Linked DNA regions of Homo sapiens: region 1 is linked to region 2. Evidence: chromatin loops called from intact Hi-C (ENCODE). Cell type or tissue: A673. All regions are shown on one strand.

Region 1 (2,500 bases), 480 kb before region 2:
TTTAATACAAAATATTTAGCAAAGAGGTTTCAAGAATATATATGTATTCTTGAATATACATATTATTGAATATATATACATATATATAGTTTTTCTGTTCTTATTCTTTAGATTCTGGTTTTCTCTTAGATCTCTTCAGTACTGCAAGGCAAATTATTTCCAAGGCAAAGATGACTGAGAATTTATAAAGTTTTAAACAAATATTTTTGTCAAAAATACCTGTCATTCCTATACCTTGCATATAAACTCTATTTTTATTTTTTTGGTACAAAATTATCTTCTGTTATTTTGTAAGTTCTTGTTTCTTAAAAAATTAGATAATTTCAAAATAACAGGAAAAACAGTTCTAATTCATCAAAACCAATTAAAATAGCAGGTCAATCTGATGTTGTTACCTTTTAGCATTCTTGATTATGTAAACTTTTGGCACCTCATATAAGCAAATATAGCACGCAGGAAAAATTATGAAATAAAATTCATATAGAGAAATAGTAATAAAAGAGGTGACTGTTGCTGTATCATTTATATTTTTCATTAAAATGAACGAGAAATTATTTTGTACTTTTCACTTTCAGAAAAGTAATACTCTTCAATCTTCTGCAAGATATGAATGTGTACGTATTCTAGATAGAAAAACTAGTTCAATCATGACTATTTTTTAGAATAACGTTTCATAATGACACATTTTTCTTAAACTACCGTACTGGTTCTTTTCAATAGCTTCAAATGTCATTTTTAAAGGTTAACTGCAAAGAGCCTGTTGAATCTATTCCAGTTTCAAGTCTTTTATTATTTTTCCATGGATGTTTCAAAGTCTTTGTAATACTGCTGAAGCTGTTCATCTGTGATTGCACTGCTCAGAATTGTGTATGTGTCAACTAATTATCCCAAACAATAGTTAATATGGCAATTGTGAAAGACATTGTAGGACATGATTCTGGGTTTAAAGAAAATATTTATCTGCTTTTAAATATGCTGGTACAGATACTATAACTGTCTTCTTATTTAGGAAAACATTTCCCCGAAAAGGTAGATTTGATTTTTTAATGGTTTGGCCAATATTCTGAGTTTTTTATGTCTAAGACCTATATTCCAATCATTTTATTGTGTGTTGAACAACAAAGCACTTAGCTAATTAGGGAATAGTTTAAAAATTGGGTTAAGTGGGAAGCAAAAATTCTATTTTTATTCACCCAAAGATGAAAAATAAAAAAGCTTAATAGTTTCCCTTCCTTCCTTCCTTCCTTCCTTCCTTCCTTCCTTCCTTCCTTCCTTCCTTCCTCTCTTTCTCTTGCTCTCTCTTTCTTTTTTTCTTTAGTGAGAGTAACTAAAATCTCTCTTGGCGAATTACCAGTATACAATACAGTGTTATTAATTCTAGTCCTCATGTTGCCAATCAGGCCTCTAAATTTATTTAGCCTACGTAACTGCATCTTTAAACCCTTTGACCTATGTCTTTCCATTCCCCTTCCCCTCCCTGCAACCACCATTTTACTGTGTTTCTATATGTTCAATTTTACTATTTTTTTTCAGATTCCACATGTAAATAAAATCATGCAGTATCTTTCTTAATGTGTCTGGCATCTCACCTTTAGCATAATGCCCTTTAGTTTCATTCATTTTGTTGTGAATGCCATGGTCTCCTTTTTTTAAGGTTCAATAGTATTCTAGTGCATGTGTCTGTGTATGTGTGTGTGTATATATATATAACCATATTTTATCCATTCATCTGTTAATGAACGGCTCTGTAGTTTTCCTATCTGGACTATCATTAAAAATGCTGCAATGAATGTGGGAGTGCAGACATCTTTGCAAGGTGGTGATTTCATTTCCTTTAAGTATATATCCAGAAGGAAGATTGCTGGATCATCTGGTAGTTCTACTTTTAATTTATTTGGGAACGCCCAGACTCTTTTCCACAGTGACTGCACAAATCTAAATTCCCACGATCAGTATACAAGGGGTTCTTTTTCTTCATACTCTTACCGAAAATGATTCCTTCTTTTTTTTTAATAAAAGCCATCCTAGAAGGTGTGAGATGATATCTCATATGGTTTTAATTTGTATTTATCTGATAACTGATATTGAACACACCTCTTTATATACCTGTTGGGCATTTTTATGTCATTTTTGAGAAATGTCTGTTCGGGTTCTTTGCCCATTTTATAACCTAGTCATATGGGATTTTGTTTTTTAGTTTTTGTTTTTGCCACTGAGTTGTGTAAGTTTTTTATATATTTTGGATGTTATCCCCTTCTCAGTCTTATGGCTCACTGACATTTTCTCTCAATCTGTAGGCTGCCTTTCCATTTTGTTGATTGTTTCCTTTGCTGTGCAGAAGCTTTAGTTTGATATAGTCTCACTTGTTTATTTTTGCTTTTTTTGCCTGGGCTTTTAGTGTTCTACCCAAGAAATCATTGCCAAATCAGTGTCAGTGAATTTTCCCTTGTATTTTCTTCCAGGAGTTTTATATTTTCAGGTCTTACATTTAGGTCTGTAA
Region 2 (2,500 bases):
ATTAAATCATTTTCATTTTAACATACATATTTTATTTCATGTAAGAGTTTCCTTTTAGTATTAGTAATAAGAGTTACCAGGATCTCATAAAACTTGACTTTCTAAAAAGAAAAGTGAAATAAAATGAATATATAGCACATTGAAACCTATCAGTGACTACCATCAAGCCCACAAACAAATATACTCAGAGTTCACCTTTTGATGTGTCATGGACCCTGTTGAAAATATGAAGAAACCAAGGACACTTCAAAAAATACACATTATCACATATTACCTAACGTTCTGAAGCCTAAGACTCAAGATTAGAAACTCTGTTTTCAATCCATTAATGACTTTTAATCACCATTACTTTTCTCATTCAATACTTGGTGGTGTGTAAAATGCATTGCCCTGGAAAACAAGAAATGTGGATTCTAGTCTTCAATCATCCATTTATCTTCTTGTGACCTTGTGCAGGTCAATCAATTTTATTTATCTTCAGTTATCTCATCCATAAACAAGTTTAAGAATACCTTAATTGACTGAAGACTGGTAACTGGACCAAGTGAGAGAGCTATGTCTTTCTGTATGCAATGTGTCCATTAAAGAACATTACATAAGCAAGATATATTTCGTATTCTGACACTCTCTACAATGAATTCCTAACATTAACTCTCCAAAGGAACATTGCATTTTTACAATTCTCTTTAAGTCTGCAAATATCAAAGTAGAGTGACACTATTTTTCTGTAGAGTTACCAGCATTAGACCTATGGAAAATTGCCTAGGACATCATCCTTCCTACGTTTATTTTTAAAAACAAAAACTATAAAAGTTAGCATTTAGATTGCCCTTTGATCACACTTACCAGCTGACTGGGCACGGTTGGTGGCATCATGATCACTATCTCCCTGTTCACTGTCTCCATGACCACTGTCCTTAGAGCTTACTATGTCGGCTTCCTGGAATGCAGAACTAGAAGTACAAAAATGTGAATATTAGAATAAAAAAGGTGAAGAAACACAGAAAACATTCTTCTGCCACCACATGGTCACAGATGGTGCTGCAGACTCACAGACCTCTTAGTTGGCTTTGTTTCTGCATAAAGCTAGTTTTTATAGCCTAAGCTTAACTATTTAAAAATGATCGATTAACAGTCATTTTGAGCACTTAAGTCATGTAAAGTTTAGGCATTACTCTATAATTGGAGCTAAATACATGTTTATATCATTTTCATAAAATAGATATAAATATACATTTGGAACAGTGAGGAAGACTATCGGAAGCTGTGTAGGAGTGTAAATTGACAAAATATTCAAATATAGTTTAAGCGTTGTATATAAATGAAATATAATGTATAATTTTTAATGTATTGTCTAGGAAACACAATATAGTTCATATTTATGTCCTGCCTTAATTGAAAATATTTTATACATTTCAATTTTAATTTAGAATAATATACCTACTTCCTACTTTTACTAGGTTGTAAATTGTCCATTACTGCTAGGGAAAAAAAGAGTCCATACCTGTTAACTCGGCGAGGTCTGTCAACTAGATAGCTGAGCTCTGCTCGCTGGTGTTTAGTCTAGGAAAAAAATAAATAAATCAAGAGCATTTGAATGCTATGGGTTGAACTAGCAGTCTACTTTTGAGGTTAGGAACTATATCTAGCTTAAGTAATTGTATACATTTTTATGAATTTCCAAGCTCTCCTAAAACCTCATCCTAGTGATTGCTGTGTAAGGGCAGGGGAGATATGCAGGGACACTTAAATCCACATTTTAGTCACTTGTAAAGGTTAAAAAAAAATTGGCTAACTTTAAATGTGTGTGTGTTTTTTAAAGAGAAAATGCAAATGACCTCATGGCTAGAGCTCATATACTATTGTCTCTAACAGAGTCAACCTGTTTATATTCTGCTGTCTTTTCCTTCAGTGGCTTAAAAAAGTGTTTAGGTGCATACTGGTTGACACAAGAAAAACAGCACGCTCAATAAGCAAAAAGTTTGGATATTTCATGGAATTATGTTGTTGTTTATTTTCAAAATGTGCTTAAGATACAAATGAGCTGTACAAATATTCATGAAAGTCAATTAATAATATCTAAGACTCAAATAAAATAACCTGCCAGGAAAGGAGTTCATAATCCTGCCCGCCCCCCACCACCCCCATTCTTTTCCCCTCCAAAGGCCCTCTGCATTCGCCTCCCCACCTCTACCACCCACACACCTTTCCGGTCCAAGCTTTCTTTCACATAAACCAACTTTGTTCTCCCCCCAACCCCCACCCTCCGACTTTGTCACTTCTCCATCCTTTTAAAAAGAAGTCAGAATTGACAAGCCAAATTCTTTTATGAAGAAAGCCAACAGCGTGATTTATCCAAAACAGTGGCAAGAAGGTGATTATTAGCTAAAAAGATATATTTAAGACAACAATTGTTTAAGCCTTTCGTTAGTTTACTCTTAACAGGGGTTTGTGCCAACGCAGCTTCATTCAAATTCACACTGTGTGGGCGCTCGGCTTC

What was found. A loop is a pair of places that touch in the nucleus more often than their neighbours do. Peaks named below come from ENCODE experiments on the same cell type or tissue, not always from the same donor. Only the 100,000 strongest peaks of a DNase experiment are listed, where the experiment ranks them.
Region 1: a loop joins it to region 2, with 5 times the contacts of the local background. A loop is called at or near these places in 2 of 110 quality-filtered maps.

What each region holds. Positions count from the first base shown.
Region 1 is chr4:133,636,222-133,638,721 of GRCh38, reverse strand. No RefSeq gene overlaps it. Among named protein-coding and RNA genes, the nearest start is that of PCDH10, 490 kb to the right of the region's middle. In A673, no CTCF peak of the experiment used is centred here; DNase peaks (open chromatin) are centred at 1,361 and 1,851; H3K27ac peaks cover 2,312 bases.
Region 2 is chr4:133,153,370-133,155,869 of GRCh38, reverse strand. It overlaps PCDH10 (protocadherin 10), which reads right to left. Exons shown (of 5, transcript NM_032961.3): 2 at 1,505-1,563; 3 at 847-953. Among named protein-coding and RNA genes, the nearest start is that of PCDH10, 5.3 kb to the right of the region's middle. In A673, a CTCF peak has its summit at 1,035; a DNase peak (open chromatin) is centred at 1,009; H3K4me3 peaks cover 2,350 bases; H3K27ac peaks cover 32 bases.